Linked DNA regions of Mus musculus: region 1 is linked to region 2. The links are chromatin loops, found by intact Hi-C in ENCODE. Cell type or tissue: gastrocnemius. All regions are shown on one strand. Links, peaks and the distances in the headings refer to the core of each region. The heading gives the core; the rest is flanking DNA. Region 1 holds the start of Gm46828 (a long non-coding RNA gene). Region 2 holds the start of Gm33758 (a long non-coding RNA gene).

The links. A loop is a pair of places that touch in the nucleus more often than their neighbours do. Peaks named below come from ENCODE experiments on the same cell type or tissue, not always from the same donor. Only the 100,000 strongest peaks of a DNase experiment are listed, where the experiment ranks them.
Region 1: it touches region 2 in a loop (2.2-fold over the local background); 8 of 42 quality-filtered maps call a loop at or near these places.

Annotation. Positions count from the first base shown.
Region 1 is chr3:144,226,170-144,241,403 of GRCm38, forward strand. Gm46828 (a long non-coding RNA gene) reads right to left here and starts at 10,159. Exons shown (of 3, transcript XR_001784014.2): 1 at 9,540-10,159; 2 at 280-1,138. In gastrocnemius, for the core only: no CTCF peak of the experiment used is centred there; no DNase peak of the experiment used is centred there.
Region 2 is chr3:143,592,772-143,608,005 of GRCm38, forward strand. Gm33758 (a long non-coding RNA gene) reads left to right here and starts at 11,001. Exons shown (of 5, transcript XR_376151.4): 1 at 11,001-11,110. In gastrocnemius, for the core only: a CTCF peak has its summit at 6,505 (motif pointing right); DNase peaks (open chromatin) are centred at 4,424, 6,536 and 10,086.

The DNA.
Region 1 (15,234 bases), core at 4,500-12,499, 630 kb after region 2:
CTCATCCCGTCCCACTTAAAGCAGGGATTATCTCCACTTTACAGGTGAGGAGACAAACACACAGGAATGAGTCGAACTAGTACAGTGCCATGTAATCAGACATAGGCAGGGTGCAGATATCAACACAAGTCCTTTGGCTCCGGCTCCTCTACTCAGCAGGTTTTTGAAACACGCGGGACTAGAAAGTGTCCTTGATCCAGCCACCAGATGGGTTTTATTTAGCTGGTGACATCTTGAAATTTTGAATTTTTGGCTAACACTTAAAACCATGGAGATTACCTGTAAATATTTGGATTTCCAGAGGCTTTTACGTGAGAAAGTTCTGGAACGTGCCAGTCCGTGTGGATCCACCACCAACTAGGTCTGCTGTGTCCTAGAGAAAGTCAAAGTCACCTCGTGCTTAAAAGAGGATGACAGTACCTACCTCAGAGTGTCTGTATGTGTTTGTATATGTGTGTATGTGTGTGTTTGTGTGTCTGTGCATGTGTCTGTATGTGTCTATATATGTGTGTGTGAGTATCTCTGTGTATGTGACTGTGTGTGCACACGTGCATGCATTCATGTTATGAACACACTGTGGAGACCCACAGGTATGCTTATGGAGGCCAGAGGTCAATCTCTAGTGTCCTTTTCAATTGTTCTTTGCCTTGTTTCTTTTAGATGGTGGCTCTGGCTGAACCCAGAGCTCACGGCTGATCTAAACTGGCTGGCGAGTAAGCCCAGGGATCCATCATCCTTCTGTCTATTTGCCCAGCTCTGGGATTACAGGTGCACACTGCCAACCCTGGCTCTGTGCATGTACGCTGGGCATCCAGGCTCTCATGCATCTGTAGCAGACACGTCATCATCTCTCCCTCCCCATATCTTATTTTTGCCCTACTTACCACTGTCTGCGAGCAAAACCAAGACCGAGCATTTTCCAGAGAGTGGCAAACTGCACTTAGATGTGAAGAAATCCAAGATGGAAGTGTTGGTTTAGTCTGACATACAAATCCAAAGTTGGTTCTCATGCAGGGGGTGCATTCATGATTGAGCTTCTCCAGCTGAAGTTCTAAGGAGCAGCAGGCTTGTCTCACTGTTTGTGATATTCAAAGCAAACCAGACCAAACCTAAAGAGCTGGCACAGTGCATGTCTTTGCTAGAAAAAAGAGGATAGGAAAAACAAAAACAAAAACAAAACGAGGAAAGAGGTAGGTGGTAGAAAAAGCAAATACTTTGTCCGCCTGGCATGAAGAAGGAGGGGACAGAGGGAAGGGAAGGAAGAGAAAGGTCTAGAAGTTATTCCGAACACCAAGGAAGGTGACTTCCCTGTGCGTACAGACTCCTTCAGATGTGCAGTACCCTCTGGTAGCAACTCACATCTTGCATTGTTTTGTTTTCAAAAACTTCAAAGTTTCGGTAGGCTTCATCCTCAATTAGAATAAATGTCAGTAACATGCTTGAAGAAAATTTGTTTAGAGATGTGTGTACGGTTGAAATTGCACATTACATATGCCCCGTGCATGGCTTTCCACTAAATTTTTAACGATGCGAGGAGGTGCGTGGCTCCAGATAGACGAGTGAATCTGAATGTATATATCTGGTGCCTTGCACGCTGACATAAACACAGCTGCCTTTCTACATTTGAGAACACTTGTGTTTATTTGAATGTGTGATGAGGAGGTCATCAAAATGAACACGCTCGTTGTGTTTATTTGAATCTCACATCGCTCATGAGAGAATACACGCCGTGTTTGAACATGCAGTCAAACACTAGCCTCTCTGAAAGGCAAAGCAAACCCCAGAAGGCAATTCAATGTAAAACCCCATTAATGCTGCATTAACAGCATAACTCCACTCACCAGAGAGCCAGGGAACTCAGAGTTAAAGGTTTTCAATGGCAATTTTATTTCTACTTGAGAAATATACAATTTCTTTCTATTAACTTAACATAGTACATGCAATTTGTATTCAGTAATACAAAGGAAAGAAATTTTAAGTAAGACCAGCCCTCCTGCTAAAGGCCTGAAAATGCCGGCAAGGTTTTAAGGAATAACATGGGTTTTCATTGTTGTTTGTTTTTGTTTTGAGACAGGGTCTCTCTGCATAGTTCTGACTGTCCTGGAACTCACTATGTTGACAAGACAGGCCTTGAACCCACAGAGATCCTCCTGCCTCTGCCACCTAACTGCTAGAATTAAAGACATGTGCCACAATGCCCAGCAAGGAACAGCATGCCACAGTTTTCATGATATAAATAACACAATACCTCATTGTATCACATTTTCGGGGGGAGTCTCACAGTTTGTGAATTTTGGATATCCCACTGACAGGACTCGGTCTGTGCTGTGGGCAAAGGTAATGAGGATGGAGATGGTGTGGATATGTACGTGACTTCTAACATCATAGGGATATATTCTCTCCCTCCCTCCCCACCCTTTACACACACACACACACACACACAGAGACACACACACACACACAGACACACACACACACACACACAGACACACACACACACACAGACACACACACACACACAGACACACACACACACAGACACACACACACACACAGACACACACACACACAGACACACACACACAGACACACACAGACACACACAGACACACACAGACACACACAAACACACACACACACAGACACACACACACAGACACACACACACACACACACAGACACACACACACACACACACACACAGACACACACACACACACAAACACACACACACACAGACACACACACACACACAGACACACACACACACAAACACACACACACACAAACACACACACACACACAGACACACACAAACACACACACAGACACACACAAACACACACACACACACACACACACACCCCAGTGGGGCCCTTGAATAACTACATGTAAGTATACTTGCCTCAACCCTTAAGCAGAAGCAAATGCCAAATACAGCAGTATATGTTACCTACACTTTTGCACAGATAAAGAAGAGCAGCCTTAAAACTTGCCCCAGAATCTGGAATGATGTGTCCTGATATATGTGTAAAGATGGTTACAGATGTGGCCTTTCTCACCTGCTGCTCTCAGGAAAGATGTAGGCCCTCTCTGTCAGGCTGTGTGCTGCAACTGGAAGAGAGAGCTTAGCTGTCAGGGACTGAGGCATCTACCATTAGAGTCCTCAGGATTCCATTTACAGAGTTTCTGCACTTTGGCTTTCTGTGGGGGAAATATGACTAGTAAATAAATAAGCAGGAGAGCGAGGGGGAGCACAGACAAGCAAAACGGGATTCTCTGGAAATTAAATAATAGATGCAAGCGCCTGGACAAAGAGAGAAAGTGTGTGTTTCTGTTTGGCTCGTGAGACTTGACAAGATTATAGCTGATGGTGGTTTGGCTGTAGAGTCAGAATTCGATTGTACGGTATTAATTAAAGCCAGAGGGGTTGGGATACCAGGAGTGGGAGGGGAGCCTGTGTTTCTAGGAGTCAGAGAATATTAGAGTTTGGCCACCAGGAAAGACTTCAAAATGTGAAAAACGTTTAAAATAAAAGACCCAGGAAAACTCCTTTAAAGGCCTGTGTTGTGTTGAGGCCATCAGACGACATGCTTAGCAAGCCATTTCCCCGGGGTTCCCCACCCAGACAGTCACAAACTTGGAAAGTGCTTAACTTGTTAAATTAGGGAAGAGCGGAGACCTGAAGCAACAGCTCTTTCTTCCCACTAGGACGTATTGGTCTCTGTACCAGGATATGCTTTTAGCCATCTAAAATATTATTATTCTATCTCAGAGTGTTTCCCTATTCATTTTAACACTTTTTAAAACATGTTTCAGAGATGAGAAATGGAAGGGAAGAAGGGAAGCTGCCTTTTAAATCAAGCAATTTTCTGAGTTGTGAGTGGGAAACGAGAAAGGCTACCACAAACCTCCCCTTTGATGAAGCCCCAAATATAGAAAAGGAACAGACTCCACACAGACAAAAGGATTTCCACTGACTTGGGAGTGATATCTTGTTACACTAATGGCTCTTGACAGCTATCGTAAGGCCGTTCATTTGCAGTCTTATTACGGTGAGCTAGACTCTGTAGAAATACGTCCTATCTCGAACCTCACCCTATCAGGAACGGCCTTCTAAACAAGGACATGGCCCAAGATCAGAAAAACTGGAGTGAAGAAGGAAGTTAAAATGCTATGTGTTGGATGGGATCTCACTTTCGCTTAAAAAAAACGAAAAGAAAAATAGAGTGGGCTGGCTGAGATGGCTCAGTGGGTACTGGTTCTGCGCAAGTTCGAATCTCTAGCACCCATGAAAAAGAGCTGAACATGCCGGTGCCTGCCAGAAACCCCAAATTAGGGGACAGAGACAGGAGGATGCCAAGAGCTCACTGGCCACCCAGCCTAGCCAAAAGTGAGTTTTCCGTTCGGTGAGAGATTGTCTCAAGGCAATAAGCTTTAGTGTACTCTCAGTGCATAGATGGAAGAAACCCATAGAGTATGCATTATCTGATCGCGTTGTTACTTCTGGACAGAGATACGTGGGGCCGGACAGATGGCTCAGTTGGTCAGGTGCTGGCTGCATCAGGAGAAGGACATTTGCTCAGACCCTCAGCATCCCTGTTAAGGGAGGGGGAAGGGTGGGGCTGACTTGGCAAATTAAGGGTAAGGGAGACAGGCATATTCCTGGAGCTCACTGGCCAACCCGCCTAGCCAATCAGGGAGCTGTAGGTTCACTGAGAGACCTGTCTCAAAAAAAAAAAAAGGCGAAAAGCTGAGAAAGACACTCAACAACAACCTCAGACCTCCACACATGCACACACACAATCAATTAAAATACATAATACATAGTGTCTTCAGATGTGTATGTATACATGTAAATATACTTATATTGCATGTGTACACCTAAAATGTCCTGTTGCCAAAGTCATCAGAGATGATCCTTTCGTACTAACTATACCTGGGACTTTAAATATAATAAAACATCAATTATGTTTATAATATAAAACATTTTAAAATGTATCACATGTATTTGTGTACGTGCGTCTATGTGTATATGTCATTGTTTATTTGTGTATGTGTGCGCCTATGTGAATAGGTGTGGAAGGTGGGCTTGCACCACGGGTTTCTGTGGAAGTCCGTGGACAGCTTTCTGAAGTTATTTCTTTCCTTCTAACATGTGGGTTCCCATGAATCAAACGGAAGTCATTAGGCCCGACAGCAAGTGTCTTTTCCTGCTAAGCCATCTCTCAGGCCCTGAAAGACGCCCCCTTTCCTAGATTTTTATGAAGGTTTTCAAAAGTACAGACGTGATCTAATCTGTTTCGCTTCTGACAATGATTCAGTCTGGAATACAGAGTCAACTTAGAGCCTCCCCAGAAGCATCGAGCCACCCTGTCTGGAAATCAGTGCCACTTCCGTTCTGACTTCACAGAGAAAACAAGAGTCCCAGGGGAGAGCCCACAGCCTCCCATGACAGTGAATTGGGCAGCCATGTGGGCACTGGGCCCTTCTGTAGGTTCGTGGTCCTTCTTCTGTGTTGACAATCTGGACGGCAGTCAATCATGTGTCGATGTTTTACCCACTTTCCCAACAGCCAACAAGAGAGGGTTAGGCTCAGCCTCAGTGCTAATGATAAGGAGGACAGCAACTCAGAGGCAGGCAGTGCTGTTCTGCTGAAATGTGGCCAAGCTAGACTTGACTAAATCCAGATTCTGGGACTAAGTGAGATGACCAAGGTCAAGGAAGACACCAGTATGTTTCACAGGTAGTGATGAGTGGGTCAAGGCGGCTAGTTATGGTACCCACCCATCCCCTCCCCAGAGCCACAGTAAGAGAAATCGACCCACCTTCAGACTGGGTGGCCATCCCACTGCCTCAGCATCGTGTCCTCATGTGTAAAGTGGGGGGATGAGAGAAGGGCTTTAATGTTTGAGCATTAAAGAAACCAGTACACACGAACTCTCAAAGCACTTCCTGGTTCCTGCTAAGTATTACATAACCTGCGGTTACTGCTTAGTAACGCTATGAAAGGTAGTCTGTTTGACTTAAACAAAAGGAAGCTATTGAAAAATGAAATGTTCCTAAGTGATTACCAGATAATATGTCCTGTTGAAACCTCTTAGGATAAGGTGTGCCCTTTCTTAGAAGGGAGACTAAATAAATTATTTAAAGGGTTTTAAAGACATGTTGCATTGCTGGAGGAGGGCTCTTTGAGTTAATCAGGATTGAAATAATTTTGAATGAAAAAATCTTTCTCACTTAGCGAAACAATATACTTTAATATGTCTATCCTTCAACCACCCAAACCGCCTCAGAGGTACTGACCTGCCCATAGGAGGAACTGATAAACCGTTCCTAATATAGAAACAACCCATGGGTTGTTTCAAGGGCAGAAGTATTGCGTTGACTATTCTAACAGAGGATCTTACTCAGCTGGTGGCAGGGAACCGGGCAGATCACAATCATTTTAGTAAAATCTTGCTGTCTAGCAGTGCGACAAGGTGTGGCAGTTATGTGGCAGGCTAATTTGCTCCTTCTCCAACTCTTTAAATAACTCCTCTGTTTCCCCGGAGATTTCAAGGATCTTTAAAACTAAGACCTAGGTTAGATGAGCCAGCTCCTTGCTGGGCATCAGAAACAAGACTGTAGTCTGAGCAGTTCCCCCACCCCACCCCGGACTCTTGTGTTCAGTAAGTCAGTCTTTTATAGCAACGAAGGTATAAGCTTGAGAATAAGGTTCGGAATAAGGGAGAGAGAGAACTCTTCAGTTCCAGTAGCCAGAGCCCCCTGAGAAACAGACAGACTAGACAGCACCTGGTGTCTCTAGAGAACCGGTGACAGAAGCCAGGTTTCCTTGCTCTGGAGGCCAACGCTCCGGTTAGTAAGAACATACAATTTCCATTCCACCTGATTTGCTATCTGGCTCTCCCTGAGGTGAGATTGGATGGATACTTAGGAGGAACTTCACGGTGCCTGTGCCTCTGGACTTAAGTTCATGAGGAACCCCACGCTCTGCCTCCTGGGCTCTCTCAGTGTGTAGCCACAAGCTTTTCCTCCATTCTAGAAATGTGGACCCCAGTGGTAGTCTACTATAGGGCACACCTGGGCACAGGTAGCAAGTCTTTATGTGGTTTTCTTTTTCTGTTTGTTTTGTTTTGTTTTTCGAGACAGGGTTTCTCTGTGTAGCCCTGGCTGTCCTGGAACTCACTCTGTAGACCAGGTTGGTCTCAAACTCAGAAATCAGCCTGCCTCTGGCTCCCTAGTGCCAGGATTAAGGGCGTGCACCACCACTGCCCGACAGATAGCAAGTCTTGATTCCTGGGTGGCTTCATTTCATAGAATGGAATTTCATAGGATGGTTTGGAGAAAAGCTTCCTGCAGAGATATTTCTGACGGTTTTGTTGTTGCTGTTTTGTCATCTGTTCTGTGATTGCATGGGGGGATGATATCATCTTCCTTTCTGTTGAGCTCAAGACACGCCTGGTCAGTACCTGTCTCCGTACTAGAGCCTCTTTAAAAGTCTTTCTCAGCAAGGTATGACACCAGTGTCACATTTTGTTTATTTGTTTATTATTTACAATGCTGTTTATTTTAAGTGAAAATTGCTGGAGTCTATGGAAATAATATAGGCAGGCATGTCCAACCTACAGAGCACATATGTCCCGGGATAGCTATGAATGTGACATGATGCGTTTGTAGTAGGCTACCGTCATGTTACAATATCAAAAGGTTGGCTACTCGGGGGAACTCTTACAGTTGAGATTGTATTCTACCAATCTGGACAACAATGTTGACATTGCTTTTATTGGGTACATATGGATGTGTCTAAGAACCATTCACATCTGTTGATATACACCATCTTCATCTGTTACTGCTCTTCTTGGGGAAGACCGAGAATCTATAATGTACCTTCCTCTCTGGCTTCATCGATGCCCTGCTCCTTTCTGGTTTAACTGCCATAACAAAGCTGGAGTCTGTGTATCCATCCCCTTTACAGCCACAAGCAGTGCTCTCACATCCCTTTCCTTCTTAAACACACTGGGCTGGGCTCTGGGCTCTGGGCTCTGGGGCTCTCTTTCACAGACCTGTTTTCTAGAGGTTGATGCTCTCCTCTTTGCCTGGCTAGCAGGCAGGAGAACTGCCAGCACTAGAACACTACAAGAAGACTTATCACCTGCGGTTCTTAGAAGATTTTCCCCTGTACATGCCTTTCAAGCCTTTGGCTGTATCCAAGGCTGCTGGAAAGATATCTTTCAGTCCCACAGGAATGAGGTCACTGCTTACCCCAGCCCGCCCACCTGAATATAGGCCTGTGGAAAGGAGAACCAAAGGCTGTCCCCGACTCACTCTCCACATTTTTCTCCTGTTTCCAAAAGATAAACAAAGCATCCCAAACTCCCACTCCGCAATCTACCGTGGTTGGGGGGCGGGGAGCGCTGTTCAAAACAAACCAGACCCCAGCTTCTCCATGCTACCCAGCTTCTCCATGCTACTCCCCAAACATGTCTCCCCTCGGTCTTTTGTTGTGTGACTGGCAGACTCAGACATCAGGAGAAGCCGCATCTTGGAAAGTTTGAAAATCTAATTTGTGCTACTATTGTTAGACAATGGTAACTTCTAGCCACTGAATTGGAACCTGTTAATAGGACAGCATTAAGGAATCACTGTCGCATTTGAAATCCATTTCTAGGGGGAGTGAGAGCGGCGTCAGGGGCTTTCTCGGAGGGTCATTGAAGTCAGCACCATCAGAAAACAAAGTGCTCTATACAGCCAGCTCAAGGGCCTGCCTGCTCCCTTTTAGGCGTTTAACAGAAGATTATATAAGGTCCAATAATTCAATTAATTAAGAATAAAATGAAGGTGGTGACTTTATATTTCTTTGGTCAGTAAAAACTTCTAGCATTCTCATAACCTCTTTTATTCTCTGTGAATTCTAATAGAAAAATCTTTTTAATACGGTATTTTGTTAGCAGGGGATACGCTGGGACACCACAGTATCGGCCCACAGATCACTGCTCACACCCCAAAGATGGTGAACATTTTAAATGAAATCAATACTGGCCTATTCATGTCAACAGCACTATCCCTGGCAATGTAAAAATACAGAGAGAAATTGCAGCCCAGGCGACTTATCCCACACTCTTTTCATTACAGGTTGTCAATTAAATTATTTCAATAATATTGTATCCATCCACAGAAAGAAAGTTGTGCCAGATCCATGCCACGTGCATCAGTCCAACTACACAGAATCCCTGTAAAAATGAATGAGGGCTGAAGGGAGAACTTAAGAGATCCAGTAGAGGGGGAAGACATTTGCAAATAGCAATAAACCTGCCAAAATTAGCCCCGCCCCCAACCGTGCCTTTATTATCATTTTAAAAATAGCAACATGTTCGGTCTCGTGGTTCCAGATTTTTCCAGGGAGGAACAATCTGAGAGGCTTCTCGAACCTGTTCAGCATAGGGTTTGAGGGAACCTTGGGTGTTCGGGTTGACCTCTCATGAATGGACTGCGCTAATGGGCGCTGCCTTGGGAGGAGTTGAATGGGTCTCTCTTACCTGGGATTCAGGAGCAGCCGCTGAAACAGCAAGCCCATTCACAGTCAAGTCCTCAGGTCTGCATCGATGATGACACTCCAGGAGGTTCTGCGGTTCCAATTGCCCCTGGCATTAAGCAGAGGCAGCCAGTGGGCTGTGCTGAGGCCCAGCCTGAATCAGCGATCCAGCTCTGAAGCAACTCGGCAGGAGAATAAACTGATTGAATCAATAATTTCAATCACTGCCTATCCCCGGATAGGAACCAGGGAAGATGGAAGAGGGTGGGGGGAGGGGAACACCCATAAGCAGAGACACTGGGGCTGAGCTCAGCCAGAGAAGAAACAAAGAGAGAGCACGCTAAGGAGATGAGTGTTCAGGAGAAGAAAAATAGTTAAAGTTCACTAAGGGCCCAGAAATTGTTCTCCCCTAGAAGAGATGTGCAATCCATCTGCCACCTCACAGACACCTCTTCCTTCAGTCACCAGAGCAGAGAGGATGCTGATTACAACTGCCTGAGAAATGCCTCACAAAGCCTGCAGTTCTGGGTCCCTGAGTGGGTGTCCATTGGCCACAAGCCACGGAGTCCAGGCTGCAGGCTTCACATGACATTTCCTTGGCTCTATGGCCACACCCACACACCTGTGTCGAGACACCTTGTTTGTCGTTCTAGCCCCCTTAAATTAAGGAAGGTTGAATCAGATTCTTCCAGAATGACCTTGTAAGGTTGTAGAGACCAGCATCATACTCTGTCTGCCCCCAGCACTGCCTTCTGCAGTGGAGTCTAGGCAAAATCTGGAGCTGCTGGGATGGCTTCCCTTTATAAGAGTGGCTATCTAATGAATACTTACCATAGAAGACCTTGGTTAATCCTCTTGGGAACCTCATGAGGCATCGTTATTTTTGGTCCCATATTACAGATGGGAACATTGAGATACAGAGAGTAGCCTCACGGGCCACCAATCTAGCTCCTAGCACCATCAAAATGAGAATCTGAGTGCCCGGGCCCCAAACTCAGATTTTTCACACAGTACTTTGTTCCTCACCTTCTCTGTTTCTTAATGAAAGAATGTCTTCTCTGTCAGGTGGTCTTCAGTCACCAATCATATATCCAGTAGGCGTCAAGAAGCACAGGGCTCTCAGCATATCCCCAGACTACGTCCATCTTCTCTGTCTTATTCTTGCACATAGTCACCAATGTCATCAACAATGTTGTCACCAACATGGTCACCAATGTGGTCACCTCCCACACTTTATCTAGATTTCATGTCACAGAGGTTAAACTCTAGCTCTAGATCTGTCTAGGCCTCATCCTTGGCCAAACTTATATGACAGAATTTCTAGGTTCTAGTTCATGCCCAGTTGAAGACAGATTTGGAGGAGGGGTGAGTCTCCATCTACCATCCTCCCAGTGATGACAGAAAGTGTCTGTTTCATCTGCATGAAAAGAAAAATCATAACTTAGTAGTTTGTAAACAACCAAAATTAGTTCTCGTGGTTCAAGTGGCATTGAAGTCCAGGATCAAGGTGGTTTTAGCTGTGTCTTCACACAGTAGAATTAAGAGGGCAGCTCTCTGGGGTCTGTTTTACAAGGGTGCTAATCTATACCCATGGGCCCCACGCTTATGACCTAGCCACCTGCCAAAGGACCCACCTTCTGACAGTATCACGTTGATGTGTTGATTTTCAATATGTTTGTTTTGGACAGACACAAACTTCTAGCTCATAGCAGAGGGGCTACTCCAGTCATTCACAGGACCCAGGATCCACACCCCACCCAGAGGCTTCTTTGGACATGCTGCAATCAACTGCATCTCACTGTGGAAAGACAGCTCAGTAAGGAAGCCCTCCCCCCTCATCCCCCTCCCCCGGTGTGAGCAACAGACAGGTTGGTGTGGCTTTAGTGGGTGTAGCCCTCAGTCTTCCTGAGAGACCTCGGAATAAAAGCACGCAGCACCCTCTTTTGAGGTGGAGCCAACAATACTAAATGCATGGCTTTTCAGTTCAATTCATTAAAGATTTTAAGAGCTTGAATGCCTAAGGCCCCAGGCTTCTATCTGGAGGTGTGGAGATGAGATATATAGTCTTTTACTCTAAGAACTTCAGAAACCTGTGGGGAGACAGACGCACTCAAAAGAGACCATGGCGCAAAGAAAGTGGTGATCAAGGCTAAAGAGGGTACACAGAAGGCTTTGGAGGCGTATAGGGCAGCTGATCAAACCATCTACAGAAGGGGTTTTCAGAAAGGAAGACTTAGCTGGGCTTTGAGACCGAGACGTAAAGGTGCGTTCTCTCTCGGAACGCCTCCTATAGCACCTAATCACCTTTGACACGCATCCTGCCAGAATTATCATGGCACCACGAGGAGGGAATGTGTGCCGCTTCCAGACAGCACAGAAAGGACCCAGGCCTGTCTGCCCTAGAGACCCAAAGCCTTCCCTGGACACACCAGGAGCACGAAGATAGCAACGTGGGGTCAGAGAGAAGAAATGGAGCCTGTTTGCCCAAGCTGGAGTTCCCTGCTGAGCTTTGGGGTCACGCAGGGAGATATGGAGAGCACGGGCAGTGTTGGCTGGCGCTGTGAATAGGAGCTTTGCAGCCTGCCACATTGGCACATGTTTGGTTCAGCCACTCACAGAGGGAGTGAACCTTTGGTAGGCCGTGAGACCTTCCTATGCTTCTGTTTTCTCACCTATAAAAGGGGGATGATAAACGGCAACCCCCTCGTAGACTTGTTATGAGAATTAATGAGCTAAATAAATAGTAATAAATATATACTAGCGGGGAACAGAGCTGGGGAAGCAGGCAATATGGTGTTTGCTTATAATTATCACGGAGAGAGGCACTGGTGACTCTGGTTTGGAACAGGCGTTTCGGAGCCCAGTGACCTGGCTGAAGCCACGCGGAAGCTTTGTGACCTTGGTCAGTTACCTCATGGTGCATACCTCAGTTGCTCCGCCTATAAAACAGGAACCACAGTGGTCACCCCACAGGGTTGCTATAGACCTCAATGAGACACTGTTTCCAGAGACAGGAAGTCTGGCTCCGCGCATGAAGCCATTTTCTAAATGGTATTCTCGCTTCTGCTCTGTAGGCTAGCTGGTTATAGGCTGAAAAAGTTTCTTAGCGATCAGTTGTGCGAAGGTCCTCATGGGAAATTCAATAAAAAGTTAGCAAAGAACTGTAAATTCTTAATTGTAGGGGATTAATAAGGCTTTATTATGGTAAATTTACCTCACACATGATTTAATAGGTCAAAACTACATTTTGTAATTAAAAACCTAAGAAATCATGCACACTGAGCCTTATAACACACAGATTTAGTCTGAAATAACTAACTCAGGAAGCCATAAAAAGGAAGCAGTGTATATAAATCATGCCTTGGTGGAGACAAGGTTTCGGGAGGCAGGTAGATCTACTCAGAGTTTATACCACGTCCCCCTCAATGTAGCTTCTAAATCCTTTAATATCTGAACTGTTCCACCAGCCCAGATTTACACACAGGGGTTCAAGATACAAGGGAAACAGATGGTGAAGTAGCGGTCTTGACACCACTGACTGGCAGTCTTGGTTTTCAGTTTGGTGTCTGGACCTCCTATATCCCTACAGTTCCTTGAGCAAATCCTTCCAACTGGATGGTAACCTCTCAGGCCTCTCTTTGAACTGACAGCTCTGGCATTAGAGTCAGTGGTCATTTTGGCCCACGTGGTAAGAAAGTTGAAACAGTAGTGAAGTTCTAGAAGAATCTCAAGGTAGCACTAGGATTGTCTTAGTTAGGATTTTACTATGAATAGACACCATGACCAAGACAAGTCTTATAAGGAAACCATTTAATTGGGGCTGGCTTACAGGTTCAGAGGTTCAGTCCGTTATCATCAAGGCAGGAACATGGTAGCATCCAGGCAGGCATGGTACAGGCAGAGCTGAGAGTTCTACATCTTCATCTGAAGGTTGCTAGGAGAAGACTGGCTTCCAGGCAGCTAGGAGGAGGTGCCCATGCCCATAGTGACACACCTACTCCAACAAGGCCATACCTCTAATTGTGCTATTCCCTGGGCCAAGAATATTCAAACCACCACAAGTTTGTTCCCAACAAAAGATGACAAATCTGAGGGTGAATCCATTGCTTCCTGTTCTGGTACACAGACCCCGCCACACACACTCCCAGAGTTTTACCACTCAACGCAAAAGTTTCTTATTTTGTGAAATAAAAAAATAGGTCCTCTTAGGGTTATTGTGAGAGTCACATAACAATATAAGACATTGTTCTTGACACAATGGATACTGGTGATTGTTTCTCTTAGGTTGAGGAGAAAGGGAGTCAGACCGGAAGTTCCGGGAAATCTCATTCTTTGCCTTGTCTTGAGTCACACAGTTACTTTCTCTCCTGAGTGGAATGTATCTCTCTGAGTTGGGAGACTTAAAAAAAAAGAGAGAGGAGCAATAATTTTAAAATTCTATAAACTATTTAATGAGTTTTGATCTTTGGCATAAAAGGTTGAACTCTTACATAATATGGACCTGACATTTTCGATGAAAAGCAAATTGGAAAAGTTTGGTTTGAAGTTATCTTTGGAAAGAAAACCAGAGAGCAAAGAGTTAATCGGCTGGATCACTTAACTGGTCAGACATGTAACCAGTTGACTTTATCATTATTTTAAATCATATTTAGAAGTGTGTGTGTGTGTGTGTTTGTACATACACGTATATACTTATATCTATGCTTTGAAACCAAAGAACTCCAAGTTCTTTGTTTATACAAAATGTTGACTTGTGGGCAAGAGGAAAAACTCACCTACCACCACCACCACCTCACTCCACCCCCAGTGTTGTAACTGCTCTGAGATCACAGGTCCGTGAGCCTTGTGCCATCCCTGGTTTGCAGCTCTGGGAACATCCATGTCTGATGTTGGAGGGAAAATAAGTCTGCATTTGTCTTACAAGACTTCCAGCTGAGCTGCCATCCAATGTCATTCAGTAGGCCTTGCTGCCCATCCTCCTTCTCACTGGCTCCTGCTGCCTGGTCCCCAGGCAGATACACTGATTCGGGGTCTCACAGTGGTCTTTCACTGATCCGTTTTCCCTACGCTGGGACCCTGACTGCCCAGGGAAGGGTCACCATCTTGCTGACTTCATGTCCCGTTTTTTCAGGAGAGGGATCTTGGTGTGTCTTCTCCACCTGCAGCCTGCTTACCCAGCAGCATGAGGCAAGATGTTCAGACAATTAACCATTAGAATTCCATTTCCATCTCAGATATACTTTACCTGTGGCGCATCCTGGGAGTTGCTTAGGTGAAGCTGGCAACACAACTAGACTCTAGTCACAGCCTCGGTTTTGGAGTCTACTGGCCAGGGTTTCATGAACTCCGATTAATTAATAAGTGGGACATGGAGACGTAAAACTTGTCAGCAGAGGGGCAGGGGACAAGCCAGGATTTGGAGACTAGACAGGAGCTTCCCACAGCAGTGTCCTTGCTGAATGCTAACCTTCCGCACTTTCCTCATGAAGAATGGGGAAACCTTTTCAATAAAAACACAGGAAGGGAAGGGTCATTGTTAAAACCACCAATGAGATGGTCCATGTGCCACACAGGTGTCTCTTCCAGAGGTGACACACAGTCTTCAGGCCACCTCAGTGGCTCAGCCCATCTCATCTGGAAACACAAGCCCAGTCCTGGCCTTGAACACTCCCTGGGGGCTGGACTGGAATCAGGCTATT
Region 2 (15,234 bases), core at 3,235-11,234:
CACACATGCTCACCCTCACCGCAATATGACTCTGGGACTTTTGCAACTAGAAATATTTTCTTATATTTTTATTCTCAGGCAAATATTTTCATACACACACACACACACACACACACACACACACACACACACTTTGCAAGACTTCCATGGACAGGCTTACAAGGAGAGGTGTCTTGGCCCTTATGGTGTCTTGAATAAGAAATGTCCACTACAGGCTCATGCATTTGAACACTTGGTCCCCAGTTGGTGACACTCTTTGAGAAGCTTATGGGACCTTAAGGGGTTAGGTCTTGCTAGAGGAAGTATGCCTCTGAGCGCTTGGTTTTAGGTCTTGCAACTGGACCTGGATTCCTGTCCCCTTTACTTGCTTCCTGGCTTTGGATGTAATTATGAGCAGCCTGCTTGAGTTCGTGAGGCCATGCTTTTCCTGACTGTCAGCAGGTCAGGACCACCATGATGGATTCTCTCCCTCTCCACCTGTAAGTCAAAGAAGCTCTGTTCTCCTCGAAGTTGCTTCTGGTCACATCATTCTATTATGCAAGTAAAAGGGAGATAGTGCAGCCCTTAGTTTCCCCACAAGCTGGTACCTATTGCTCTGGAGTCACACCCCATTCTAAGGCAAGAGTCATTCATGAGAGAGGCCCTATCAAAACGCATCTGGAGGGGTTTCTCTGAAAGGCCAGGGGAGATGCCACAGCAGCTAGGGTGCCTTGGGCACAAGCTGTCCAGCGTCTCTTTCCACCGCATTTCTTCCCCTTCCTCAGAAGCTGCTAACATCTGCAGAATGATCCATTTTCCTTCGCACGCATGCTCGTTTTCAACATCAAGTGCTTCCTACTCAGCTTGTTCTCTCCTTCCGATGCAGTGACGCCTCTGGGGACCTGCCATTAATCATTCTTAATTTGATCCCCTTCCTTGGTTCCCACTGGACTTGTGTTCAGGCCTCTCCTGCTCAACATAATCACTCCAACCTGTGATTTCTCCTTCTCTGTGAGCTGCTTCTCCCATTTAAATAGCTCGCTCATAAACAGCATCATTGAGACTGAAGATAAGTAGATGTACAAGTGCCGGTGCACTTGAAGCCTCCCATCGGGCAAACCCTCATCCTCTCACTGACGCATGCCGAGGACCGAAGTTTGCAGAGCCCTCTTCAGCACAAGATGCTCTCAAACCCCTCTGCTCGCAAAGTCCTAAAGATGGCTCACAGGGACTCACAGCCAAACTTCTGAACGGCTCCATCTCAGCAGCCAATCCAGCCCATGTCTGTGATGGCAGAACGGGAGATCAGTGACAGGGAGAGGCCGAAGGGCGCAGGTGAGTGACTCTAAGGACATTGGGGTGCATGTCTCAAGGGCCAAAGCTTCAGAGTGACATAAAGAAGAGTCAATATAAATAAGGAAAGTAACTCCAGCTGAAGTCTAAAGTGTTTTCCTCTTTTACCAAATTCAGAAGGGTAAGAGCCCGCTTATGTACACGGCTGCGCAGAAGCACTCGAGGGGAGTTCAGATATAAACTCAGGGACAAGTGACCAAGTTAGTTTCTAGAGATGCTCTATGAAATGAAAGGCAGCAATTAGTTTTGAATGTGTAGCAAGAGACCCTCTCAGAGAGGTGGTTGGGGGTGAAGCAGACCTGGACGCCATGTGCCAAGCACAGAGCATCTTGGGACTAGAAAGGATGCGAAGGATCCATAATCCCTGTTTCACAGAAGAGACTCAGCATAAATTCAGCCAAGGTGGCAAGGCTAATGAGAGCTTGATATTTCCAATTGCAAGTCCAGCCTCCCATCTTCATTTAGAAATCCTGTCCTGCTTGGAGATTTTCCTCTTTAGAGAGAGGAAGAGACAGAGGACAGAGAATAAAACAAACATAAGTGAGGGCTGGTTGGTTCAGGATTATTGATCTTGGAAGTTCAGCATGAATCAGTGGAGAGAAGAAGAAATAGTTAACTTGTATCATTAACGCCCAAACCAGCATTAACCAGTGCCTAGGAGTTTGCAGGGTTCCCTTCCTTCTGAAGTTGAATCGACTAGGATCCGCAGGCAGGGAAGGGGAGCTACAGCAAAGAGAGACACCATTTGCTCCTCCAAACACATTCTGTAGGAAGGCGTGGGATTTCACAGCAGTGAGAGCAAAACTATTCACAGCGGTACCATATGCTCCCCACCATCAGGAGCAGCCGCACTGGTCACTGTGCTTGGCAGGCGAATAACTGGGTGGAAGATCTGAAGATCACAGTGGAGTAAAATCTTCAATCTGCTCCACAGGCAGAAATCAAGTGAAAAAAAATCCTCTACAGATCCTCTGTGTGTCACAGGTACATGAGGACCCACATGCATGTGCACACACACACACACACACACACACACACACACACACCAGCATTCATGTGTGTGTGCATGTGCTTATGTGTGTGTGTGTATGTGTGTGCCCAAGGGCATGCATATGTGTTCCTTCTAAAATGGTTAAGGAGATACAAAGACAGGGTGTTTATCTTGCAGATTGTCCCATGGAGACAAAAGTTCACACTGAGTGCCAAGTGAAAAGTCTTAGAACATAGAATGTGGAGAAGGGTTATTTTTGGATTAAACTCCATGTTTTCAGTGGCTTTTCTCCCCCTCTGAGGAAAAAAAAAATAAGATTGAGAGGAATTTCGCAAATGCCAAGACCACTTAATAGCAGAATTACAGCTGACGATAAATGCAGCACTCTTAAAGCTTGTCCTTTCTCTGTTATTAACTTTGTTCTTTTGGTTGTGCCAGAGAAAGCACAAGAGATAGAAATTGGCAGAAATATGGATCTGAAGAACAGAAATTCAACTCAAATGAAAATACCGTGAAAGCCTCTAGTTGAAATAAAGTCTTTTGTTTAATAGCATAACTTTCGCCATCAAGAAAAGGTTTATTTGAATCAAAAGTAGAATTTAGGACGGTGTTATCTAATCATTATTAATTCTGCATGCACAGGGGGAATTTTCTATTTCCAAAGTGGTTCACGATCATTAGTTAATCCACTCAGCATGCTTGGTCTAAATTGTTCTATGCACTTAACAGATAAGAAGGGTTGCATCTGATACACAGGCAGCAGGACACACTGAGTGATGGACTGCTAACCCAGAGCAGGGCCTCATCTTAACCACTCACTTGGTTATTTTACTCTGGGCACCAGGCCTCTACCCACAGCATTTTCAGACAAGGACTCCATTTGTTTGAAGAATAAGCACATATGTTACATAAAATCTCCAACAATCGATTGAAGGCTCCAAATATGGATTTTCCCAGTGACTCTTTTTAATATCAAGTAGTCTCTCAGTTTCCCTTGTGAGTAAAGTACTTCTTTTAAAGGGCTAGTCTTTCTATCAACATGGCTATGAAGAGTCAACATTACAGTAAGGATAGATGTAGACTGCCCAGTGCTGTGTTGTCCAGAGGGTCTCAGTGCCTTGGGATCAATGACTTGGTTCCTTGCTTGCCTTCGCTTCCCAGTCTACCTTCCCCTCCCCCTCTATCCTCTTCCCTCTCATCCCTTCTCCATTTTTTTTCTCATTTCTGTTCCTTTTCCTTGCCTGTCATTTAGGCTGTCAACTACCCTCATCTGTGCTCCCATGTGAAGTTTGCCACTTTCACTTTTCCACTTGGAAAGGGGACTCCCGTAGGCACAGTGCTAGCTGTTCCAGTGTGAGTGGCTCAGACAGGAACCAAATGCCAGTGGCCAGCAGGGCGCTCCACATCTTGCTCAAGTTAAAACTGTGCAGATTCCCTTTGTTTTCATTTGTTTGTACCTACTCTAGCCAAACAAATTAATTTGTGGTTCAGATAATATATGCCATATGTTTAATTAGCTGTTACATGAAGTCTAAGGAGGCTGAGCTTTGAAACCGGATGCTACTTTCTTTCTAGTTTCTTGACTTTTAAAACTCACATTTGGGGGTTGTGTTTATCTGTTTGTTTGTTTAATTCTCCTGATAATAAAATTATCTAGTGGTTTCAATCTTTACATTTTTTTCTTTTAATACTAAAGAATTCATTACTTCTGTAAATTTAATTCAGCCCAAGATGCAAAATATACTTATTCAATAAACAGACACTTAAATGAACTAGAATTAAGGAGTTACCTCTTATTTTTCAATTGTATTTAAGTGTTCATAAATTCCTAGTGAATAGTTTGCTTGGTGAGATTTCTATGTCTTGAAAGATATCTTATTTGTCTTTAATATGTTTTGTTGCTGTCAAAAAAAAAATCAGTACTGGAGAAAATTTGATCTACTCCTAGAAACGATGTCTTCTGAAATGCCTCCACAGAGGACATGATGAGTCACTATGGCGTCAGGAGAAGACATGACGAAGCCCAGGCTTCTCTGATGGTGCCAGTGCTTGCCTCTGCAGTGAGAAAGCATTCAGGTTACATGGAGTGATAATCTGGCTGGAGGAAGGGAGCCGGCTAAGTCTGCCTGGAATGTCTGGCTGCCGGTTGGCAGACGGAGCCCTTTTTTCACCTTGAATCTGCCAGGCTAAGGATGCTTTCATGGTAATTTTCCGATGTCTTCCTTGATCAGTAGACTGCAGCATTTTATCATTCTGCAGATTTTGTTTTCTTCATGGGCTATTACGTCCACTGAACTGCACTTAACATCTATTAGCTTAGGTCTCCAGAAGATCAAAGTCCCTCTGTAGCTGATTATTCTGCTCTTTGCAATTTGTGTCTCTCCCTCGCCCTGCCCCTCCCCACCAATCCAGGGGCCTTGCACGTTTAGAGATTAGCTTTCAGTGGCTTCTCCTAAACAATTTATAGACATAAAAGCATCATAAAGAGGACTCCGTGCCTCTAGAAAGAAAACAAGACTGAAAAAAAAAGTGAAGAGAGCAACGGAGATTCTGTAATGTTTCTGTCTCAATATGAATCTTTTAAAACTCATGCTTCACTATATGTTTTGAAGTGGGATGCGTGAGGGAGACAGGAAGAAGTGCAGTTCCCATAGAGATCCATTCCTTTCCCTAAAGCACTCACTGTGTTGCTTCCTTTTCTTGCAAAGCCGATCCTGTCTCCCACATTTTAGCTGACCCCATTTGCATTGCTTTTCGGGGGAACCTGGTCACAGTGCCAGTGTCCCCTTCTTCTTAAGGGGCACTGCTAACCTTAATGACTGGCTTCTGGTGGAGGATTGGTTTTCATTTCATTCTGAGTCCTTAGTAACTAACAATCGTCCTCTAAATTTGCTCCCAAGGCTGTGATGGACCAAAGATGCTGTCAGAGTTTGATCCTGTCTCAACAGCAGACCAGACCCTGTCCTGACAGGGCTTTTGCACCAGCCCTATAAGGAATACTTTTAGAGACTGTATAAGAGGCCCACTGTAGTCTGTCAGCACTTGTGAAAAGTGTGCTTGTGAGTTGAGACAGACATTAGAAACTCAAACTAAAGCTAACAACTGAAAACAAACGAACAAACAAAATATGCTGAAGTTTAGGAAGATTTCGATCTGGAAGGACTATTGAAATAAAGGCCTGGGACCTTTACCCCCAACCTCGAAAGATATATCCAAGGAACTATTTACAGTATAATGACTCCAAGAACCCATAGCAAGAAGAAGGAGGAAATGGAGGAAGGACAGGAGGAAGGGGGAGAGAGAGGAGAGAGATTCCCAAACAGAATCTGTTCAGATCACGGGGAGATCTTGTTCCAATAGACTATGAGCTGGTAGGTCTGGGTAGAACCCAAGAGTCTCAGACGTTCTGGCTGGCTCGGGTGCTCTCAGGACAACACACAGACAGTGAGATATTCCCTATGGTCCACAACTGCTCTGACACTGCAGCAAGCTATTCCCTCTGTGCAGTTCTTTTCCTTCCCTGGAGACACTGGATTTCAATGGATGGTGAAGAGACCTTGAACCGTGACCTTAAGCTTGGCTGTAGGAGATAACTCTCAAGCCATAGCCCATGATAATTAAATCCCCAAAAATTGGCCACAAGAATCAGTAGTTTTAAAAATTCTTCTGGTAGTTCCAATATATACCCATGATAGAGAATAGAAGCTTTTTAACAAAAATGATATTGGTGGGACTCAAAGAAACATGACTATCGGTGGCTTCTCTGACACTGCCAGGCAATGCCATAGGTCTCTATATTTTTCATAGATAAACCCCCACATTCAGAGCTTAAACATAAAACATGGATTATGCAGCTTTCCCCTGGGTTAAGCTGCTAGGAACAATGTTAGACGACACTGAGGGCAATGTCTCCTGAAATAGGCAATGAATGGAAAGAACACAGACCTCTCTGGGTACCACTATTGTGTGAAAACAAATCCTGTTGCTGCTGGTCTGTTTGATTTTTAACCAATAATTTGGTGGTGCCATTGTAAAAATACATGCTCTATCAAACAGGCACTGCAGGTCTGCACAAACTGCTCATTGCCTTTGTGTCAGACTGATGGGTTTAGGTGCTCTGTCTTCTGGAGCTAACTGGCTACTAGAGTTACTGGTTCTTGGAGCTGCCCTCTGTCACCATTAGCTGGGCAGCAGGGGGAGCTACAGTTACCATGGAAAACACCCTGCGTGACCTGGCCCCTAGAGAACTTTTTCAAGTTCTCTTCTGAAAGTGTTTTTCCTAACAGCTCTTCAAGTCATGGCTAATGTTTACTGCCCCAACCCGAATCTGGACCAGAAATCCTCAGGTTCTTGTTGGGTCTGTAGATAATCTGACAGGAATGACAAAGGATGTAATAGTCCATAGAGCCAAGTTCAAGTCACAGCGCTACTGCTTATAGTAAATTAGGTCTTCCTGGATGATACTCCTTGTTCAAAAGGACTGAGCCACTATAACAGAATGTATCAAATATAAACTGAGTTCCTGGCTTTGACTCTGAACAAGGGCAAGGATAAGTTTTTTTGTATCAGTCCTCAGTCAAGTGGGTATGTATCAGATCAAGGACCGTTCCTAAGACTTAGATTGTAAATGTGTTGCAGAACATTGGTTGAGTAAGGACGAGGTTAGAGCCATGATACTGTTACCATGGCCTAAGAGTCTGAAAGAAAGTTTAAAACTGCTGGAAAGGAAAGAATTGATTGAACTCACTCTGCCCTGAAACACAAAGTCAGAGTGGCTGCTTTCTCAAACCTGAGAAGATTTTTGAAACTGCTATGGTTGAGCCCCTTAGAGGGAAAGCTCTCCAAAGAAATCAAGCCATGTTATTCTAACCTCCTTAAGGTGTCTAAGTATAACTCATCCCATAGCCAACGATGTTTTCCCTCTCTACTCTCAGTTGTACCTTCATCCACCCTCCCTCCCTCCTTGGTACTGATGTAGAAAAGGTGGAACCCCAGGGATTATTTAGCATACCTTTCCACTCACAGTATGGGTGTCTTTAGAATTCTTGTTCTGAGATGACCTAAATGTCTCCTCTGGGAGGAGTCAAAGGGTGATTGAACCAATACTTTTCTCTTTAGAAAACTTTGTTCACAATGATGCCCAAGGGCTTTAATGTGTTGCTATTACTGATAATTCTCTGGACAAAAATAATATGGAAACTTCATGTGATATCATGGTTTCTCTGATGGGCTTTCAAACTAAGAGCTACATGGCTTTGAGTCACTGGAGCAATATAATATGAAAATAGATTGGTACTCATTAACCTTAATTTCTTTTGCTATGTTATTCATGAATGTGTCCTAATTGGGGGTGCACTTGCTTTTTCTCCTGGATACATTTGTTCCAGCAAAAGAGCTGGACTATTGCATTCCAAACAGACAGATTGGTAGTGGCACAAATGCATGCAAAATACACAGTCAAGGCTCTGCTCTGTAGTCAAGAGCCTGTCTGGTAATTCTCCTGTGTCCCTGAAATTGAGTTGTTAGTTCACTTAGACCAGTTCAGGAGTCTGCTTCTCCTCACCCAGCTCTGTCTGCAGCCCATGCATTCCCTTGTGTAGTTCTAGCTAAGAACCTGGACCAGACTGAGATATTTGTAAACAAACACAGCATCTCTCCAGAAAAAACAAGTCATTGGAGAAAAGAGGAAGTGACAGTCTTCCTAAGGAAGATGACATTTTAAAAAGGATTTTCTCTTTCTTTTTGGTTCTTAGTGACTATAGAAGCTTGCATAACAGAATAAGCACAGGGAAAGACAGTTGGAGAGTCTCCCTTAGCAAGCCTGGTAAAAATTTGTCAAAAGAAAGAGATGGGTCAGACCTAAAGCTATTCTGGTTTTCTAAGAATACAATTCTACATGTTTTCTGGTTTTTAAAAATACCACTAGACATTTCCCCCCTACTATCATGATGAGCTTAAAGAGGTACATAGAATAAGGAATGAACTTGTTCATTAGTCATTTGCAATGGGAAGCTGAGATCTGACTGAATTTGTTGGAGATATCATAATAACCATCCCTGTTATCTTGTTATAGGAAGAGGTAACATCTTTCTAGAGTTCTTCATGAGAACATTGGATAGATCACCCAACAAGAAAACTGGTAGTGCTTGCACAATTGACCAGTTCTGAGTCTTGAGACCCAATATGCTGGGCTGGTACCCTTCCAAGGACAGCGCACCGTATATAGTTTGATTCTGGTTTCCTGGACTTATTCTCTCTTTATACCATCTGATAGTAAATAAGTCAAAAGTGTCAGAGACATCCAGGCTTCATCAGTGTTTGGCATGCCTTCTACTTTTCTCAAGTACAACTTTCTTTCTTGTCTTGTTAAGCATGAATTTCTGTTCAGAGTCAAATCCTACAGCTAGATTGAGAATGAAATTTCCTTATATCTGTAGGGGTGGTCAGATTTTCAAAAATATAAACTGAAGAAATGGAAAACTGGGTCTCAAAGAAACCAAAAGAGCATGACTGGGAATACAACTTAGGTAGAGCATTTGGCTAGCATGCATTAGGGAATACAGCTCAGTGGTAGAGCATTTGTCTAGCATCCATTAGGCTGTACGTTAAATTCTCAACACCAAAACCAAACAAAACGTTTCTATTGAACAAGCAAATTCCCAAGTGAAAGATAACCCAGTCCTAGTTCTAGATTGTCCTTGAAAATCCAGTTCTCAAAAGCAGTTCATTTCCCCAATCTTGTTTGGCATCCCATCCACTCTAACCCACTCAGCCTCTGCCTGGTGCTCTGTCCTACTGTGTAGGCGGAAGAACTCTAGGATGCTTTCCTTGTTCTGTGCATGGAGGGCCAACACCATCCACTACAATCAATCCCTTGCCTCTGAGAATATGTGTTCCTTCTTACAAATGGGGGAAATGCAGCTGGACCCAACTCCTCCTGCTTCCTACCAGCCCTATGTAAACTTGATGTAGCCTAAAAACAGATATCTAGCCATGAGGAAAGACTGGAAAACTCAAGAAAGTCAGGGGTGGGGATGAGCGGGTGTGAGTTGGGTCAGGAGGCAGGTTGTTCCTTCTGTGACATACACAGCATTAAATCCATCCCCACTCTCCCCCTCCAAAAAAATCCCTCAAAAACAATCCTTTAAGGTGAAACAGTTACATAATCATGATGGTTGTCTTGTCGTTTCTACCATTTAACAGGTAGGATAACTCAAGTTTTAGAGCCGAAGGCAAGACTACCAAGGTCATACAGTAAGCTGCCCACGCCGGGTACGAGAGTCAAAACTCCCTAATCCCTCGGCGAGGGCTCCTCAGCTCTGTCTCTCCCACTCAGTTGGCAAAATGTCAAAGGATTTATCAAAAATAGCCTGAAGCTAGATTAGGCATTTTAATACCCAAAGCACTTAATTACTAATACAGTTTAAGGTACATTAACCTAATTGGAAAGTTTCTGCATATGGCATAGGGTTTTTTCTTCCCTTTGAAAAAAAATAATATTAGTGTTTTTAAACTTTTTTTTGTGAGTTTATTTCATCTGCATGTGCTATTATTGGTTCCCAATTTTACAAAAAAGAAAAAAAAAAGACAAAAAAAAAAAGAGGCCACTGCCAACAGCTGTTAATGATATTTTCTCATATAAAGGAAAGATAAATAGAATAAATAGAATAAAATAACAAGAGGAAATGAACAATCAAAAATTTAACTGATAATTGCATGTTACAGCACTTGGCTGGCTAGGTGGTTGGCGGCATGCCATCATCAGGACCCAAGGGACATCTCTAGCTTTTATTGCTGCCACACACCACACCTTTCTCACGATCCAGCCTTCTCTGGGTCACTAAAGCGTCCACATAGCTAGTCTCTCTTCTGTTCCAATCTACTCCTCAGGCTGTGATTAGAAAGACCTTTATAAAATGCAAATGAGACCCATCCCTCTCACTTGTACCGTTGAGCGGTCCCCATGGCCCTCAGGAGAAAGCGGAGAATCCTTGACACCACTCAAGAGGCTCCTCCAGCGCTAGTCTGTCTATTTTTCCACTCTCACACTAATACCTAGCCATACTGAACAACCTGCAGTTCTGTAGCCTGGTACTGGTTTTCTACCATTCTAAGCCTTTGCAGGAGCTTCCAAGAACATCCCCTGGCTCCCTTCCTCCTTCTTTTCCTCCCACAAATTCCCAGTTTAATGCTTTATCATCTCCTACTGCCCAAGCACCACTTCTTCCTGAATCCCACCCTGCCCATCTCTACCCAAGACTGGGTTAAGTGCCTCTTTTGTGTGTTCCCATAGCAACTTGGCACAGAACAGACTAGGATAACGTGTGAAATATTTGTTTAAGGTGTCTATTTTCCCGGGGGCAACTTGAGAGCAAGGAATGTATTCTGTTAGTTTTGCTCCATCACCACCCAGCACAATGATGTTTACAAAATAGACGCTCAATAAAAACAGTTGCTGACTGAACAAAAGATCCAGTGAACTCAACCTGTGTGACACACTACACAAGGGAGGAACAGGTGTGGGGGGTAAAGAACCTCGAAAGGTTGTGTGGTAAGGCTGGAAGACAGGACTTCAGGGTAAGTGAGGGCACAGAGGGTTTTGTTCACAGCTCACAATTGGCTCTTGGTGAGGAAATCACAGGTCTGACACTAACTTCCATGCTGGGGTATGGGCTGTGCTTCATGAGCAAAATTCAAGAGGAGACAAGAGGCAGGGGTGTTAGCTGACCCATGCTGGATGGAGTTCAACAACTGGGAAAGCTCTGTAACCTACCATGTGGATGCTGGGTAAGCCTAAGAAGGGATTTCTAGAATCCGTTTCTGAGCCATTTTTTCCCTTTCAAACCACCTTCTTCCTTCCCATCATCCTTTCCTGCTAATGTCAATGAGCTGATGATTTTAGGACAGAGAAGCCTAAAGAGCAGCATTCCAGATTTTTTTTTAATTAGGAGATTACATCATAGACTATGCACATGGAGACAACCTGTAGAAGCCAAGAAGAGCATTTCATCCTAGAACACTGAGTAAAGAATTTTAAATGGAGAACTAAGCACACCTCCCCCACATCTTTTCCTCATGTCCATTGTTACCTCTAAGTAACGAAGAAGTTGGCATAGCCTGAGCTGGTGTCCTCTCTCCTGAGTGCTGTCTTATACACAAACAGACACCCTGGCTTCTCGTCGGCGGGTATAAATCTTTCCATAAATGGGAGATCTGGTTGAAATCCTACACTGCTGGCCCCCTGCGCCTTCCTTCTTCACTACAGGAGCAGAAGAGCTCAGGAGACCACCCTGCCTTCACTGCCTTCACAGTGTATATGGGTATGGCAGCCTGTGTACATACATGGCTTCCAACTTTGAAGAGGATTGCCTCCCTGTCAGAAAAGCTGAGATTCCTCTAAAGAAACAGGCTAACTGCCTCGGAGATCCATCGCCTGGAACTGACACTCCAGCTCAGGAGAGACTCCATCTTAGCATTCACCAGGGAATGAGAAGAGACATCCTCTCTGCGTGTTTAAATTCTCTGTCATGGTCACCGCCAGCTTGGGACAAAACTTTGGAGTTTGGGGAGGTGGTCTCCAACAACTGTCCTAAAAGGCTGAGATGTAATCCAAACAAGTGATTAGAAGGCTCTTAAAAGCAACATAAAAAGAAGAAAAACGCAGTGACCGTGGTAGCTGCAGGGGTACACAAAGTCTCTGTGTCTAGAACGTGCCTCTCAGTCACTCAATAAACATTTATGGAAGGAACAGAGGGAACATAACATCCCAGGTTTGTGTCCATAAAGCCAGTCTCCCAGTCTCTGCCTTCCAAGGACTTTCACCTTACTGTGAGTGATAAGAAATTTAAAATACAAATCCAAACACAGTACAATTGCACAAATAAGGCAAAGAAATAGAGAAGGAGTCAGGAAAATGGGAAATGGCTTCTATCGGGGTCACCCAGGATCTCTGAAATACCAACCAGGCCATCAAACTTCCTACAGGTGATGGCATTATTACTGGGACCAGTTCCCAGGGCTCACAGCCCCACTCCCCTCACACTTAGGACCAGATTTAAACAGAATCATTCTCCTATCAGCCATGTAAAAACACATGAAACAATGTTAATGACTAATGAAATTTTGTGGTTCTGGGTATTCCATAATCTTTTATGTTCCAGTCAGGTCAAATAATTCCTGCCTGAGGCGAAAATTCAGTCCTGTCTCACAAAAGGTCAAGGAAACTTTTCTCTCTCCCTTGAAATGTATCTGACTCTGACAAGGATGCCTAGGCAGCAAACTAATGCTGTCCAAGGTCACTAAGAGATGATTTTACATGCAAAAGATAGATGTTATTTGCACTGTGAAGCTAATCTTAGGGATTGTTACTTAACTCTGCTTTCCTGTTAGGCCTAGGCTCCTCTTATGTTTTGAGTACTTTTTTTTTTTTATTAGGCAAAATGTTCAATCATTTTGTCCAATCTTGGAAGCCCTCTGCACTCACCTTAGAAGGTTTTGCTTTTTAACCCTCAGTTGTAATACAGCTTCATTCAAACTTGCTAATCATGTATTCTTTCTCTCCAGACCTCTCTTTCCTTCTACACCCAGCTCACAGGATGCAAAAGCTGGTCTTATATAAAGAATTTCTTTAGAAATCTTATTTATCTTGATAACAGGGGGAGTGAGAGGGAGAAAGGGGAGCAGAAAGGGGAGAAGAGAGGAGAGAAGAGGAGAGGAGAGGAGGAGAGGGGAGGGGAGGGGAGAGGAGGGGAGAGGAGAGGAGAGAAGAAGGAGAGGAGAAGGATAGGAGAGGAGGAGGAGAGGGGAGGGGAGGGGAGGGGAGGGGAGGGGAGGGGAGAGGAGAGGAGAGGAGGGGAGGGGAGGGGAGAGGAGAGTAGGAGGAGAGGGGAGGGGAGGGAAGGAGAGGGAGCAATAGCACACAGCTGTTTCATGGGTCACAAGGATAAACCTCTGTAAAGCACCAAGATCAAGACCTGCCACATTAGGTAGATCACTCACACGCTTGAAAAACAAATAAAACCATCAAGACGATCAAGAGCCCAATATCTCATCTGTATGTCTGAAGAAGTCCCATGCTTTGTTATTCTCTGAAAGTTCTTCATCCCTTTTAAGACACTATTCCCTCAGAGTTCCTTCAGCAAATGGCTTTTGCTGGCACCCAACTTATACTTTTTCCACGTGGTCCTGCTTTTAGAAGTGTTCAGGGGATAATTAAATTAAAGCAGGCACTGTCTGCATCAGGCATGGATGGCACTGCCCTTACTGAAGATAGACAGTAGTTTGAATAAAGCCATCTTATGAAGGTGTGGAGACATCAGTATTGTTGCTGAATGTGAAACACCAATTAGATACAAACTTCTTTCTAGTATGACCTATATTACATAGTGCTGCTGCTGCTGCTGATGATGATGATGACGACGATGATAACGATGAACATGTTTTCTATTGAAATCTAGGACACAGGGGCTTGCATTTTTGGCTGAAGACAGCTTCTCAAAGCAATCATCTATGCTACATTCAAGATACTCTGATTGTTTCCCTGTCTTCTAGTTCATGTTTTAAATACTGCTTATAACCATTACATTGATTTCATACCCCACCAATGGGTCATGATTTGTAGTTTGACCAACACGGAGTCAGACCAAAAGTGTCTTTAGGAATTGGCTACTAACAAGAAATGGGATCCTATAAAAGATCCTAAAAGTTCTTTAATGGAAGAAAGATGACTATTGATTTGGTCTGTGTACCCGTGTTTCATTCTCCTTGAGAATTTAAATTGCAAAGATAAATTCTCAGCTCCAGGTGTGAAGAAAGATGCCATTGCCTCGTAAAACAGAAGTTCCAATAATGACATATTGGGCAGCAGGCTGGGGTACCCAGGTTCCTGTAGAACAAGTAATTATTGTGGAGATTATCCAATTGAACTCAAAATAGGCATAACTGTGTACAGAGCATGGTGGTGGAAACAGGGATGCAATTGCTTCTCTTTGGCTCTGATCCTGACTCACAAGAATCTTGGAAATATACAGCCATGTTATATTCTTCGAGCTCTTTTTGGCAACTCATAGGAACATTCAGGACTGAGGCCCACTCCTATTGGACAGGTTGCTATGGCACTCTGATTTCCTATGTAACAAACAGCAGCCATGCCTTACTTTTGTAGAGCACTTGACAATTTATTAAGTGTTTCAATGCGTATTATCTCCAGCTCATAACAATCCTGGGAGATACACTGGGCAGGTATTTCCATACATTGTATTTATGGCCCTAATGTTATTTAAGACTTGCGTGTTTCCATTTTTAACATAAAGAGGGATCATTTTGAAACATCCTGTTGGCTCACAGCAAAGGTAGCAATGTGGAAAGTGCATGATGCTGTGCCACAGAGCATGAGGTAAGAGCTGTGGAGTGCTAATTACAGGTGTATGCCCTTGAGAATGTCTCCCCCCCCACCCTACCCCCACCCCTGGCCCCATGATCTGTTTTCTAAGTGAGGATATGCAAGTCATTATCCTAAGTAAAGGTTGATGCTTTCTAAAGTAATGTGGCCTTGAGTGTCAGAGAGCACTGGATTCAAATCTTGGCTTTGACACAAACTGTGAACTTAGGCAACTCACTGACTATATTTTCTTCATCTATAAAATCAATATCAATTGAAATATTCTTCTAATTGGTATACCCCATTTGCCTCCAATTCCTAGTTTATTCCTAAAGCACTAATTTGAAGAGTAAATCTGGGTCTCTAAATATTTGTCCATTACATATGACATGTATTAAAACATCCACCTTTGCATAAAAGTGCCAACAGTACAGTACAGCGTTCCTCTCCTTCTCCCCCACCTCGCTTCACCCCGCTCTCCTTTCTTCCATCATGGGCATTGGGCCAATGCTGGTTTCCATTGCACTTTCTC